2 separate regions of the Homo sapiens genome follow, and region 2 is linked to region 1. A link is a contact called in ENCODE Hi-C or POLR2A ChIA-PET data. All regions are on one chromosome and are shown on one strand. Each heading gives the region's core, a stretch centred on a gene start or an enhancer-like site at or near the end of the contact. The rest is flanking DNA. Distances are from core to core; before and after follow the strand shown.

The links. Hi-C counts contacts between places; a loop is a spot of excess contacts on that map. ChIA-PET counts read pairs that join two places held with the same protein, here RNA polymerase II (POLR2A). Pooled maps may share reads with other maps.
Region 2: a loop to region 1 is called in a pooled map, with 2.5 times the contacts of the local background. The contact joins the enhancer-like site here to the promoter of MAN2A2 in region 1. A Hi-C loop is called at or near these places in 2 of 50 pooled maps. POLR2A ChIA-PET finds 5 or more read pairs at or near these places in 2 of 52 experiments (K562 and activated B cell).

Annotation. Positions count from the first base shown.
Region 1 is chr15:90,899,470-90,907,218 of GRCh38, reverse strand. It overlaps MAN2A2 (mannosidase alpha class 2A member 2), which reads right to left and starts at 3,917. Exons shown (of 23, transcript NM_006122.4): 1 at 3,787-3,917; 2 at 2,880-3,029; 3 at 1,711-1,968; 4 at 1,496-1,640; 5 at 1,203-1,374; 6 at 722-849; 7 at 306-479. The coding sequence starts at 3,011. RefSeq lists enhancers at 2,927-2,986, 4,827-4,876 and silencers at 3,937-4,366, 4,387-4,656.
Region 2 is chr15:90,145,670-90,153,418 of GRCh38, reverse strand. No RefSeq gene overlaps it. Among named protein-coding and RNA genes, the nearest start is that of IDH2, 47 kb to the right of the region's middle. RefSeq lists an enhancer at 4,021-4,230. Within about 2 kb of position 4,203, at least 5 of the 41 ENCODE cell types and tissues checked have a DNase peak (open chromatin) inside an H3K27ac peak, as active enhancers do.

The DNA of each region.
Region 1 (7,749 bases), core at 2,668-5,167:
TAGACCGCGAGGCTGTAACTGGACCTAGGGCTGGAGAGAGTGTGTAGGCCAGGGAGAAAGACATGAGGGGCTCCCTCAGGGGACGGGCACACAGGGCACGCTGAAGCCCTTGGGACAGCAGGCCCTGTAGAGGCCAGAGGTCAATATGGCCCTCCCCTAACCAGAGGGTGCGACCATTTCTGGCAGTCCACACCAGTGCCTGCAGGTCTGCTCTGAAGAACAGTGGGGGTCTTAGTTCTGATATCCCTGCTGTTCCCCAGTGAAGACTATGCTGCAGTAACCCCCTCTACCCTACCCGGCCTTACCCCATGTCTGCCTCCACATGAACTCTAGGCTGTGGGTGGCAGCAAAGTGCTTCTTGATGGCATAGTGCACTCTCTGAATCAGCATGCTGGTGAGGTTGGCACGGCGCAGCAGGTAAGGCATGGTGGAGCTGTATCCAAAGGGGTCCACTGCCCAGCCAGAGCGGGGGGTTGCACCTGGGCAGGGCATGGAAGCCAGAGAGGCCCTGAACACACCTCAGGGGCTGGCCCCCCGGCCTTCCAGGTGCTGGGACCCCAGCTCTTGTCCTGGTAGTGAGTGGAGAGATGATATCACACCAGGCCCACATGGTGGGATCTGCCTAGAAAGGAACCACCCCCTGCCGATCCCTGTGCCTTACAGCCCCTGCCTGTGCCTTACAGCCCAGGGGGCAGACCCCCATGCCTGGGCCTGGACTTACCAAGATTTCTCTCCAGCCACTGGTGTCCTTCGATGAGCTGGTCAATCAATGCAAAGTAGTGGGAATTGGCCTCATCTGGCATCACCCAGCCTCCTGTCGCAATCTCCAGCTGCCCGTTTCCCACCAGCCTATAGTTAAGGACTCACACTCAGGACGGAGCAGGACACTCTGCCCAGTCCTGCCAACCAGCAAATGTCAGGGCCTGTGTGCACTGGCCTCACTGGACCAGTTCTCCCAATCCCAGGACCAAGAGAACACACACTTGCCCTCCTTTCCTTACAGCCAACCTCCAGGCTATCCTGGCCCCGCTTATCTCGGAACCTATCTGTTTTTGCCTTCCCTCCCTCCACCATCACTCATCTCTTCCACAGCTCTCTGGGCCTCTCCCTGCCACCTTGGCACCCATAGCTTAAGGTAAGACCCGTCCACCCAGCCTGGGGCTCAGACAATGCCCTCCCATGCCTCCCCGCCTGGTACTGGCCTTCGGACTGCCGCTCTCTTTTGGACATTGATGTTGTCCCACCACTTGGCGAAGAAGGAGACCTCTGCCCAGAGGAAGCGCCGCCGGGGGTCCTCCTGCAGCTTAGACACCATGCTATTGAGGATGTGTTGGGTCTGCTCTGTGTAGTACTTGTCAAAGGTCTTGATCCAGCCTAGGGAGCCAATGTAGGGTCCCCTGAGGATGCCACCATCTTCTTCGACGTCCCTCCCTTGTATTGGCCATCAGAAATCCCACTCCACACTCCAGCTCCCAGGAGTCTGCAGGGCCCTCACCTGGGTCATTGTGAGAGTGGGGCACCACAAACACCTGCAGGTCTTCAGCATCCCAGTCGTGCGGGTCGTAGGAGATGTCGAAGCCTTGCCTCCACACACCACCATCCACGTTGTCAAACGGCAGCTCCTCCGACACAGTGAGCATCTGCCAGGTGAACTGCAGCTCAGTACCCCAGTCGTGGCCACTGTACGTCCCTGCCAGCTCTGACTCTTACCTGCAGCTCTGGCTTCTGACCCCGGCCCCCCAAAGCAAACTGGCAGTCCTGCGGGGAGATGGAGAAGAAGCTGGGCCGGGGCTCCGGTGGCACCACCCAGGAGCCATTGACCGTGTAGTAGGGCAGCATGGCGGGCGGGCCCTCTGCGTTGGCTGTCAGCTCCAGCACGGAGTCCTTGATATGGCTGATAATCTCATGGTTCTCCTCCAAAAGCTGCTCCAGCTGCTCAATGCGGTTCTGCAGCACAGAAATTTGGCTCTGCCAAAAAACCAGAAAGCAATCACACACAGCTCCTTATGCCACAGGGAGGGTCTCTGCTTGGGGTCTACCAGCTGAGGCCTGAGTACAATTCTTCCCTCATCAGTCAAAGCCAGACCATGAGCCTAGAGGGATAGATGACACCGTTCAGATAAAGGGAGCTGTGCAGATCACCACTGAGGACTACACTCCACTTGGGTTGGGAGAACCATCACTCTCTAGCTCAGGGATGGCAAAGATTTCCTTTCACCTACCTATTCTCAACAATCGGTGTTGCCTGTGCTGAGGATTTCAGCGGGGCTTAATGGCAAAGAATGCTGCAATCAATTAGCAATGTCTGCCAAGAATTCAGGAGGGGCTGGGCGCGGTGGCCCACACCTGTAATCCCAGCACTTTGGGAGGCCAAGGTGGGTGGATCACCTGAGGTCAGGAGTTCAAGACCAGCCTGGCCAACATGGCGATACCTCGTCTCGTCTCTACTAAAAATACAAAAATTAGTCGGGCATGGTGGCAGGCTCCTGTAGTCCCAGCTACTTGGGAGGCTGAGGCAGGAGAATTGCTTGAACCTGGGAGGCGGAGGTTGCAGTGAGCCAAGATCGCGCCACTGCACTCAAGGCTGGGCGACAGAGCGAGACTCTGTCTCAAAAAAAAAAAAAAGAAAGAAAAGAATTCAGGAGAACAGAGTGACAATACTCATTGCCATTGACATTTTTTCTTCCTTCCTTCTTTTCGCCATCACTGTTTTTAGCTGAGGGTTTCTACAAAACCTGACTATTGGGAAGGAAGGCTCCTGTCCTGTACTGACATTACCCTCCAGCGGGGGGTGGGAGGGGAGGCGGCGGGGTGGGAGGTGCATACCCTGAGCCCAGGTGACTTGTATACAAAGAAATTAGCAACCAGGCACGACTCACCCGGGGGAAGTTCCCACCATTCTGGTGTCGGGTGGGATCGTGTTGCACTCGGTCCAGCATGAGGTAGAGCGAGAAGACTGCCACACAGAAGATGGCAGCCCCACACACTGTCACCTGCTTTTTCAGCTTCATACTGGCCTCCACACACACCTGGCAGGAAGGACACCATCTGTAGCTCCAACATGCAAAATGCCCGTGGCAGTCTTTCCACCAAATACCCCAGTGAGTTCCTGAGGGCTGTTCCAAAGGAACACCCATTTGCCTGGCTCCAAGTAGCACAAGCAGCACATCTGAGGCTGGCCCACCTGGTCCTGGTAGCAGCTCTGCCGCTAGGGTGGAGAGGACGCTCTCCTTTGGCTGGTGCTATGAAAAACGGGCCCAGGATAAGAGTCCCAGCTCCGACTGGAGCGCACCACACAAGCTCCTGATTACACAGCTTCCCTGCCTAGATAGGAGGTGCCTGTTCAGGCTCCTCGGCCATGTGCTTCTAGTTTCAGGTGAATAAGCTAGTCTCTATTTTGTTTGATTTAAAAGTTTAGCCAGAACCCAAAGAGACTGATAGGAAAGCCTTTCTCAGTGCCCTTTCGGGTCAAACTGGCACTCACCAGAAACAGTGCCTGGCACGATCCTTTCTCAGAAACACAGAATGAGTTTCTTTCTAATAAAGAAGAAAGATGCTTGTGTTTCTAGCATAAAGCAAGCCCTGTGTGTTCTCCCTGTTTCTCTACTGTTCACTGCAGTGGGAAACTTCCAGCCGCGGTTTGCAGAGCACTTAGGGGACCCCTAGGAAGCCTGCAGTGACGCCGAAGGCCCCCTGGGAAGGGAGAGACGGGGCCCAGTGCTCAGCTGCGAGGCAACTTCAGGGGACCCGTGCCCCCCGCCGCCACCGCCCTCGGGCTCCGCTTGCCTGCTCAGGAGGAAGGAGGACGCTAACTGCGGAGCCGAGCGTGGGCGGGACCGCGCTCCGGAGTCTGCTCCGCGGGCCCTGGGGCCGAGGAGCTTTGTCGCCTCTGCGTTGTGCCCTACTTAGCGCGATCTGATTCTGCTCGGGAGCTTCCGGGCAATATTTTCAGCCCTTAGAGACTGGGTCTAGGCCAATGTGGGTGGAGCTGGGGAGAGAGTTGGATCACAGAGGGCAGGCACCTGCCGCCAGGTCTCTGGCCGCCCGCCCGGCTCCCTCCCCACCCGCTCCGACTTCGTCGGCCCCGGGGACCGCAGAGACAGGCGCCAGGTACGGGCCTCAGGCAGCCTCCTGTCCCTTCCTGGCCCCTCTGACGCCGCAGTGGCGCTCGCACTCCCGCCGCCCGAGCCCGGCCTCTGTCGGGGCAGCCGGAGCCCTCCCGCGCGCGCACCCGGCCCGTTACCGTCAGCGCCCGGCCTCCGCGCCGCTCCGGGCCCAGTCGGCCGAGCTGCCGGCTCTCACACGCCCGGGGACGGCGGCCCGCGTGCAGGCAGCGACGCAGGCGAAGGCGGGCGCCCGCCCACCCGTAGCCCCCTGCTCCGCGCGCCGCTGCCGCGCTCCCGCTGGGCCCCGGGCCGCCGGCGCGCTCCGCTGCGCCGGCCCCGCGCGGGTCCGCCAGCCTCTGAAGCTGCCGGGCCCAGCAGCGTGCGGGGCGGGGACAGCCGCGCCGCCCGCCCCGGCCTGCGTGTGCCCGGCGGAGCTGACAGGAGCTCTGGCCGCCGCGGTCCCCGCCCGGCTCCTCCCGGGCCCGCTCCGCTGGGCTGCAGTGCGCAGCCGCACCAGCCCGGGCCGGGCCTGGCCAGCTGCGGAACCTCAGGAGGGACGCGCGACTGAATTTTTTCGGAATCCTACTTGAGTAAGCGCATGATCGGGCAGTGGTCGAAACGCCCGCCTCCGTCTCGGCAGACGCGTAGCGGGGTGCGTTCTCCGCGGCCTCACCCGGCTCCGGCCCAGGTAGCCTTAGGTCTCTGTCGTTGCGCCCCTCGGGCAAAGGGGTGCTGCCTCCTGTCGGTACAGCGCATTCCTCGAGTCCCTTTCCTTTCCGTGCCTGCTCTATGTTTCCTGCCAGCGAGTGAACAAGACACAGACTTTTCTTGGCTGTTTCCCTTTTACTGGGCATCTAGGTTGTTTACAGTTTTTCAGTGTAATCCATACTGCAATGAACATCTCCATGAATTCCACATTTTTGTTCTTTTTAAGTTATATATAACATTATCTGAATGTGACCCCCCAAATTCATGTTCAAATCCTAATCCCTCAAGGTGATGATGGTATTAGGAGATGGGCCTTTGGGGGTGAACAGAGTTTGAAGGGAGAGCTCTCATGAATGGGATTAGTGCCGGTATCAAATGACCCCGAGAGTCGGCCCCTTCAACCACGTGAGAACACAGCTAGAAGGCACTATCTGTGCACCACAGGCAGGCCCTCACCCGACACTGAATCCGCTTATGCCTTATCATGGACTTTCCAGCCTCCAGAACTGTGAGAAAATACATTTCTGTTGTTGATAAACTACCTACTTTATGGTATTTTGTCCTAACAGCCCGAACAGATTAAGACGTTATTTTATGATGAATTTGCAACAGTGAAGTTACCCGGGCAAAAGATAAGGACAGAGATGACTGATGACACTATCGCTCCCCCAAAAGACTGTACCAGTTTACACCATCAATAACAAACTGCTGGATATTGCTTAAACAATGTTTTAGCTGATTAATGAGATATATAATGCCATCTCATTTTTAAAAATTTTCCTTTAAGTTCTGGGATACATGTGCAGAACATGCAGATTTGTTACATAGGTATACATGTGCCATGGTGGTTTGCTGCACCCATCAACCCATCATCTAGGTTTTAAGCCCCACATACATTAGGTGCTCTCCCTCACCTTGCCCCCAACCCCCGACAGGCCCCGGTGTGTGATGTTCCCCTCTCTGTGTCCATGTGTTTTCATTGTTAACTCCCACTTATTAGTGAGAACATGCGGTGTTTGGTTTTCTGTTCCTGTGTTAGTTTGCTGAGAATGATCAATGCTATCTCTTATTTAACGACCATTTCTTTTTTTTGAGACAATATCTCACTGTTTCCCAGGCTGGAGTGCAGTGGCACCATCTCAGCTCACTGCATCTTTGACCTTCCAGACTCAAGCCATCCTCCCACTTCAGCCTCCTGAGTAGCTGAGCCTTACAGGTATGTGCCACTACACCCAGCTAATTTTTTTATTTTTTAATTTTTTTATTTTTATTTTTTGAGACGGAGTTTCGTTCTTGTTGCCCAGGCTGGAGTGCAATGGCGCGATCTTGGCTCACTGCAACCTCCGCCTCCCAGGTTCAAGCGATTCTCCTGCCTCAGCCTCCCAAATAGCTGGGACTACAGGCACGTGCCACCATACCTGGCTAATTTTGTGTTTTTAGTAGAGATGGGGTTTTACCATGTTGTCCAGGCTGGTCTCGAACTCCTGACCTCAGGTGATCCACCTGCCTCAGCCTCCCAAAGTGCTGGGATTACAGGCGTGAGTCACTGTGCCCGGCCCTAATTTTTTTATTTTTTGTGGTGGGTGGGAGGGTCTCACTGTGTTGCCCAGGCTGTTCTCCAACTCCTGGGCTCAAGCGATCCCCCCACTTTGGCCTTCCAAAGTTCCAGGATTACAGATATGAGCCATAGTGCCCAGCTCTTTTTATTTTTTTATTGTTTTTGACAAGCTCTTGTCTGTCACCCAGGCTGGAGTGCAGTGGTGTGATCATGGTTCACTGCAGCCTCGAACTCCTGGCCTTGATCCTCCTGCCTCAGCTTCCCAAAGTGCTGTGATTACAGGGATAAGCCACTGCACTCGACTGCCACTTCTTTTATCACCATCAGGAACAGCTTTCCAGGTTTGTTTACTCACTGGAATGCCTGTTATTAGGGTGTTAGACCTAGACTGGGCTCATCATCCTCTTTGTCTTTTCATATTTTGCCTTGTGTTCTGGGAGATTTATTTTCCAGCCCTTCTATTGAATTTTCCATTTTGGTAATTTTTTTTTTTTTTTTTTTTTTTTTGAGACAAAGTCTCACTCTGTCGCTCAGGCTGAAGAGTGGTGGCGTGATCTCAGCTCACTGCAACCTCTGCTTCCCAGGTTCAAGTGATTCTTGTGCTTCAGCCTCCCGAGTAGCTGGGATTAGAAGCGCGCACCACCATGCCCAGCTAATTTTTGTATTTTTAGTAGAGATGGGGTTTCACCATGTTGGCCAGGCTGGTCTTGAACTCCTGACCTCAGGTGATTTGCCCACCTCGGCCTCCCAAAGTGTTGGGATTACAGGCGTGAGCCACCGTGCTCAGCCTCATTTTGGTGATAATCTTCTTTTTTCCTTCGTTTTGAGAGGGAGTTCTGCTCTTGTTGCCCAGGCTGGAGTGCAATGGCGTGATCTCCACTCACCACAACCTCTGCCTCTGGATTCGAGTGATTCTCTTGCCTCAGCCTCCTGAGTAGCTGGGATTACAGGCATCTGCCACCACGCCTGGCTAATTTGGTATTTTTAGTAGGGATAGGGTTTCTCCATGTTGGTTGGACTCGTCTCGAACTCCCAACCTCAGGTGATCTGCCCACCTCAGCCTCCCAAAGTGCTGGGATTACAGGCATGAGCCACCGCGCCCAGCCTGATAATCTCAATTTTCAAGAATTCTTGTTTGTTGTCTGGTGGTTCTTTTTTAAAAATTTAGGTACAGTTTACACTGTGTGGCACAAATCTTAAGTGTACAGCTTGATGGGTTTTGATAAATACATACACAAGCATAATCACCACCCAGATCAAAATGCAGGACATTCCCATCTACCCAAAATGTTCCCGTGTTAAGTGGCCAAGCAGTCCCTAAGCACACCATAGTGGCTGTCAGACTGTGGTCCAGCCTTGCCTATGTGGCCCATGTAG
Region 2 (7,749 bases), core at 2,954-5,453, 750 kb after region 1:
CACGAGATCAGGAGATCAAGACCATCCTGGCTAACATGGTGAAACCCCGTCTCTACTAAAAATACAAAAAAATTAGCTGGGCGTGGTGGCGGGTGCCTGTAGTCCCAGCTACTTGAGAGGCTGAGGTAGGAGAGTGGTGTGAACCTGGGAGGCGGAGGTTGCAGTGAGCCGAGACTGCGCCACTGCACTCCAGCCTGGGGGACAGAGCGAGACTCCCTCTCAAAAAAAAAAAAAAATTAGTCAGGTGTGATGGTGCCTGTAGTCCCAGCTACTCAGGAGGGTGAAGTGGGAGGATCCCTTGAACCCAGAGGCTGAGGCTGAAGTGATCAGTTACCATGCCACTGCACTCCAACCTGGGCAACAAGGCGAACAGAGCCTTTTGACATGGACTTAGAGACCTGCCTCACCTTGGCATCAGTCCACTGATTTGGGGGCTGTCATTTGACCTGACCGTTCTAGTGTCTACTCCATATTTCTCCATCTTGGCTGCAAACAATAATAAGTCTGTTAGGAGACCTGCTGAATCTAGGATCTCTGTGCCTCACATCACGAGCTGAGGTTGGTCTGGGGCTGCAGTTGATGACCCATTCCAGCTCCCATGAATTGTCACATCCTTTTCTACGGGGTCCTGAGTCACCCTTTAATCTTGCTTAGCCCTCTGCCCCAATGTTTGAAGTTTCTGTTGCCTTCCTTTCAGGAAAGGGAATGGCGTTTTGACCCTCTCCAATCTTTCAGCGCATCTTCCATTGTCGTTTTTCAAAGACCAGTGGCAGGGACTCAGCATCCCGTTTCTCAGTAGCCTGGGATAGAACTAGTCTGGGCCAAAGGACCTAAACTTTTTTTGAGTAGCCAGGCACTTGTTTACAAACTCTTCGGCCTATCTTGGACCAGCTAAGAGCTACCTCCCTCCCTGGCAAAGCTCATGCACACAGTTCCCTCCCAGGTCTGAAAGGCAGAGACTGCCCCGCCCCCACCACACTGGCCACAGGTCCCACCTTCCATTTCAGCCTCTGCCAGAAATCCCCCTGCCCCATCCGCTGTCTGTCCCCTGCAGCTACTAGCAGCAGGCCTGCCCTTTCTGAACAGAACCAAAAGTTCCTTTCAATTGTCTTCTCTGGCAGCATTCTATTACAGTTGTTTATTTCCTCCATTACAAAAAGTAGCACAAGCTCATGAAAGAAAATGTAGAAAATCCAGCTAGGTAGCAAGACAAAGGAAGGAAAAACAACTTCCTGCCCCATTACCTAAGATCAAGCACGGTTAACATTTCAGTACCAGTACCGTAGGGAGGCTATCCTAACAGGCTCCTGTGTCTTTTTTTTTTGTTTTGTTTTTTTTGAGACAGAGTCTTGCTCTTGCCGCCCAGGTTGGAGTGCAATGGCACAATCTCGGCTCACTGCAACCTCCGCCTCCTGGGTTCAAGCGCTTCTCCTGCCTCAGCCTCTGGAGTAGCTGGGATTACAGGTGTCCACCACCACGCCCGGCTAATTTTTGTATTTTTAGTAGAGATGGGGTTTTGCCATTTTGGCCAGGTTGGTCTCAAACTCCTGACCTTGTGATCCACCCCCCTCAGCCTCCCAAAGTGCTGGGATTACAGACATGAGCCACCGTGCCTGGCCAGGTCTCCTGTATCTTTACATGCCTTCTTTTAAAATTTCCTTTTAGGCCGGGCGCGGTGAGACTCTGTCTCAAAAAAAAAAAAAAAAAAATTCTTTTAAATCTGAGCTCTAATTATGAACATTTTGTATACCCTTTGACAAAACAATTCCACTTCTGCAGAATCCCTGTGACTGTGCCCAAAGATTTGATCCACCAGCAACCCCGGCACAAGGGGCCTGTTCTCCAGAGCACCAGCAGGAACAGGTGTAGCTGGAGGGCAAGGATGTTACTGGAAGCAGTTTGGACAAACCCAAAAAAGGTCCCTCACTATCACAGCAGTGTTCTTTGGGGAAGAAGGTAGAAATGAGGAATGAAGGGTATATTTTCACTTTTACTTTATACACTTAAAAAAAAAAAAAAAAACAGGGCCAGGTGCGGTGGCTCATGCTTGTAATCCCAGCACATTGGGAGGCCGAGGTGTGAGGCTTGCTTGAGCTCAGGAGCTCAAGACCAGCCTGGGAAACATAGTGAGACTCTGTCTCTACAAAAAAATTTTAAAAATTAGCTAGGCATGGTGCATGGTGGTGCACACCTGTAGTCCAGGTACTTGGAGGCTGAGGCCAAAGAATTGTCTGAGCCCAGGAGCTTAAGGCTTCCATGAGCTGTGACTGTGCCACTGCACTCCAGTCTGGGTGGCAGAGTAGGTCTTGTCTCAAAACAAAAATAATCAAAATAAATAAATATAAATAAAAACAAAAAAACAAGATTTTTGCAGAGATTCTTGTCTTAGTTTTTCCATTTCTGATGTTCCCATATTTTCTACAGGGAGCATATGTTGCTTTTGTAATCACAGAAGTGTAAGATAGTGGTATGGACTGAATTATGTTCACCAAGAAGTTCTAGCTTCATATGTATTTGTAGGTAAAGTCTTTAAAGAGGTAATTAAGTTAAAATGAGGTCCTTAGGGTGGGCCCTAATCCAGTAGGATGGCTGTCCTTATAAGAAGAGAAGATTAGGCAGGGCCAGGCACGGTGGCTCATGCCTGTAATCCCAGGACTTTGGGAGGCTGAGGCGGGCGGATCACTTGAGATCAGGAGTTGAGACCAGACTGACCACCTGGTGAAACCCCGTCTCTATTAAAAATTCAAAATTAGCCGGGTGTAGTGGTGCATGCCTGTAATCCCAGCTACTTGGGAGACTAAGGGAGGAGAATCGCTTGAACCCGGGAGGCAGAGGTTGCAGTGCGCCGAGATCACGCCATTACACTCCAGCCTGGGCAACAAGAGCAAAACTCTGCCTCAAAAAAATAAAAGGGAAGAGAAGATTAGGACACAGACATGCAAGAGGGAAAAATGTGAGGACACAAGGAGAAAATGGCCATCTGCAAGCCAAAGAGAGACACCTCAGAATAAATCAGCTCTGCAGACACCTTGATTGTGAACTTCTGGACTCTAGAATTGTAAGAAGCTAAATGTCTACGGTTTAAGCCACCCAGTCTGTGGAACTTTTGTTATGGCAGCCTACCAAATTTGTTTGCAAATTACATTGCAAACAAATGCAATGGTCAGGAGTTTGGGACCAGCCTGGCCAACATGGTGAAACGCCCGCCTCGGCCTCCCAAAGTGCTGGGATTATAGGCACGAGCCACCGCGCCCGGCTGTCGGTCACTTTTTGGTGCGTGGCTAGAATTTGAGCTTCAGTCTGTGAGTCAGGGACCAAGCAGAGGATCCCACAAAGCAAAGAGTGAGGTGTCTCTCCTGCAAGCTGCCACCACCGCAGTCACACCAACAGGCTCAGAAAGCCCTGAGAGCAGTTCTCAGTGAGGAGTGGTGCCCAATAGAAAGCCTATATCCCCTGTTGGTGACAGTGGGGAAGAGAAAGGCCGGAGTCAGGGAAGTGGTGGCTCTTGGCCAGAAGAATATTCCAAAGAGCAGACGGCAGAACGTTCCATTTGGTGGCCCCTTGGGGCCCACCATATACCCAGGTGTTCTGACCCTGTTGTGGGTTCCAGACCCCTTTGGAAATCCAATGAGAATAAGGAACCACCCCCTAGAAAGACACAAACACACACACACACACACACACACACACATAGATTTGGACACTAATTCAGGGAGTTTGTGTCCTCCTTGAGCCAACATTCAGGTTCTCTAATTTCAAACCTCTGCTCTACTGAGAACCATAAAAAAGCAGTTTATGGAACTGTTCGACCTGGCTCCTGCCAGTGCAAAAACTGTTCACTGAGCAGAAGACGAGATGGGACTGAAAGGTAAACAGTCAGATGTAAACAAAGAGAAAGCCAGGAACCTTTACACAAACATTCCCGCAAAGCAGGAGGCTGCAGGCTCCATGTGGCTCTGAACACAGCTTTTCTGATAGCAGAGACTGAATTGGGCACAGAACATCTGCTTTGCGTAATGTGCTCTTTGCAGAGGCAGGCAACAGAACCTGTGGCCCCAGAAATGTTTCCCCTTGAGCTGAAGCTTATCAGAGAACAGAAAGATAGGTGGAACCACGTTCCAGTGTAGATGAAACTGACCAATATGATAAGAAAATGAAACTGTGAACATGTATGAGTAAGCCCCAGGGTTTTGTGTGGCCATCTTCAGGGACTCTTGTAGGCAGTGACGACATGGTAGGCTTGGGAAGCTCTCTGGGCTCACTCCTACATTCTCTGAACACTAGACTGTAAGTAGTAGAGAAGTAAGGGCTCTTGCCTATATATTGGATTATTGTTTTCTTTCTTTCTTTCTTCCCTCCTTCCTTCCTTCCTTCCTCTCTCTCTCTTTCTTTCTTTCTTTCTTTTTGAGATAGAGTCTTGCTCTGTCACCCAGGCTGGAGTGCAGTGGCGCAATCTTGGCTTGCTGCAACCTCCGCCTCCAGGGTTCAAGCAGATTCTCCTGCTTCAGCCTCCCAAGTAGCTGAGACTACAGGCACGCACCACCACACCTGGCTAATTTTTGTATTTTTAGTAGAGATGGGGTTTCACCATGTTGGCCAGGCTGGTCTTGAACTCCTGACCTCAAGTGGTCTGCCTGCCTCGGCCTCCCAAAGTGCCGGGATTACAGGTGTGAGCCACTGCACCCAGCTGCAAGCAGCTTTTTGATGACCTCCTATGGGAGATGAGATTTGTGAAGCTGACAGCATAGCACAGTTGTTAGGACACCAGACTGTGGACCCTCAGTTGGCTGACCTTGGTGGCTCAGATTCCAGCTCAGCCCTTTTCTTTCTGGGTAGCAATGGGCAAAGTGCTGAAGCACTTTCTGTGTAAATTTTCTCATCTGTAAAATGAGGATAACAAAAGCACAGTTGTGAGGACTAACACAGCTAAAGCACTTAGACAGCTGCATCTAATAGTGTAGCCATCAGCCACAGTACCTACTGAGCACTTGAAATGTGGCTTGTCTATCCCAGCTACTTGGGAGGCTGAGGCAAGGAGAATTGCTTGAACCTGGGAGGCGGAGGTTGCAGTGAGCTGAGATCGTAACAATGCGAGACTCCATCTCAAAAAAAAAAAAGAAAAAGTAAAACAAAAAGAAAACGTGGTTTGTCTAAACTGAGATGTACCCTGCGTGGTGCTCGCGCCTGTAATCCCAACACTTTGGGAGGCTGAGTCGGGAGGCCAGGCACAGTGGCTCACACCTGTAATCCCAACAGTTTGAGAAGCTGAGGCGGGAGGATCGCTTGAGCCCAGGAGTTTGTGACCAGCCTGGACAACATGGTGAGACCCTGTCTCTACAAAAAAAAAAAAAAAAATTTAAAAATTAGCCTGGTGTGGTGGCATGTGCCTGTAGTCTCAGCTACTCGGGAGGCTGAGGAAGGAGGACTGCTTGAGTTTAGAAGGTCAAAGCTGCAGTGAGCCATGATTGTGCCACTGCACTCCAGCCAGGGTGACAGAGTGAGACCCTGTCTCAAAAAAACAAAACAAACAAAAAAACCCTGAAATGTGATGTATGCATAAATTCACATCGGATTTTGAAGACTTCATACAAAAAAGGCCAGGTGCAATAGCTCATACCTGTAATCCCAGCACTTTGGGAGGCTGAGGTGGGTGGATTGTTTGAGTCCAGGAGTTTGAGACCAGCCTGGGCAACATCGTGAAACCCCATCTTTACAAAAAATACAAAACATTATCAGGGCCTGGTGGTACGCGCCTATAGTCCCAACTACTCGGGAGGCTGAGGTGGAAGGATCACCTGAGCCTAGGGGAGGTCAAGGATGTAGTGAGTTGTGATCGTGCCACACTCCAGTCTAGGCAACAGAGTGAGACCCTGTCTCAAAAAAAAGTAAAATAACTCCCTAATTATTGATTATATTGGGTTACATAGAATATATTGTAATACATAGAATATATTATTTGTTTGTTTGTTTTTGAGATGGAGTCTCACTCTGTTGCCCAGGCTGGAGTGTAGTGGCACCATCTCGGCTCACTGCAACCTCCACCTCCAGGCTGGAGTGTAGTGGCACCATCTCGGCTCACTGCAACCTCCACCTCCAGGCTTCAACCGGTTCTTCTGCCTCAGCCTCCTGAGTAGCTGGGATTACAGGCGTATGCCATCACGCCTGGCTAATTTTTGTATTTTTGGTAGAGACGGGCTTTCCCCATATTGGCCAGGCTGGTCTTGAACTTCTGACCTCAAGTGATCTGCCTGCCTCAGCCTCCCAAACTGCTGGGAGGACAGGAGTGAGCCACCACACTCAGTCTAAATAGAATATATTATTACAATTAATTTCACCAGTGGGTTTTTTGTTTTTACTTTTAAAAATGCAGCTACTAGAGTTTTTAAAACTACGCTCTTTTCTGCCATGGTGAAAAGTAAATTAATAAATTAAAAAACAACTACTAGGCCAGGCGCAGTGGCTCACGCCTGTAATCCTAGCACTTTGGGAGGCCGAGGCGGGCGGATCACCTGAGGTCTGGAGTTTGAGACCAGCCTGACCAACATGGAGAAACCCCATCTCCACTAAAAATACAAAATTAGCCGGGCATGGTGGCACATGCCTGTAATCCCAGCTACTCGGGAGGCTGAGGCAGGAGAGTCACTTGAACCCGGGAGGCGGAGGTTGCGGTGAGCCAAGATCACACTATTGCACTCCAGCCTGGGCAACAAGAGTGAAACTCCATCTCAAAAAAAACCCAAAAACAAACATTAACAACAACAACAAAACTACCTATGTGGCTTGCATTATGTGTTTATTGGACAGCAGCTGCTTAGAACAAGCCTGGTGTGGAGTAAGTCAGTGTAATTGTTAGCTGCTGTCAGTGTTCAGTGCCTGACACGTGGTAAGGGCTTATTGAAGAGCAGTTTTTTGGTTTTTGTTTTGTTTTGAAATGGAGTCTAGTTCTTTCACCCAGGCTGGAGTGCGGTGGTGCGATCTCAGCTCACTGCAACCTCCGCCTCCCAGGTTCAAGTGATTCTCATGCCTCAGCCTCCTGAGTAGCTGGGATTACAGGTGCTCCCCACCATGCCTGGCTAATTTTTGTATTTTTAGTAGAGACCGGGTTTCACCATGTTGGCCAGGCTGGTCTCAAACTACTGAACTCAGGCAATCTGCCTGCCTTAAACTCCCAAAGTGCTAGGATTATGAGCATGAGCAACCATGCCTGGCCTGTTTTTTTTTTTTTTCTTTTTTTGTGACAGGGTCTCACTTTGTCGTCCAGGCTGAATGAGTGTAGTGGTGTGATGTCAGCTCACTGCAGCCTAGATGTTCTGGGCTCACACAGTCCTCTCACCTCAGCCTTCTGAATAGCTCTGACTATAGGCATACACCACCATGTCCTGCTAAGTTTTCTACTTTTTTAGAGACGGGGTCTTGCTATGTTGCCCAGGCTGGTCGCAAACTCCTAGGCTCAAGCGATCCTCCTGCCTCAACTTCCCAAAGTGTTGGGATTACAGGTGGAGAGCCACTGTGCCTGGCCTTGAATGGCAGTTTTGAAGACTTCTCTCCATCCCCTCTCTTGCCTCTCTGCCTTGGCAATCCAACCTGGAAAGCATTGTCTGTTTCCTTCCCAGCTTGTCCTATTCACCGGCAGTGAGAGCCCTGTCTTTCCTTTGATCCTCCCAACTCCCAGTGCCTCTCCAGGGGTGCTGAGCCCCCCAGTGGATTTCCATGCTGGTGGGACTTTCTGGGTGTCCAGTTTCCCATCAC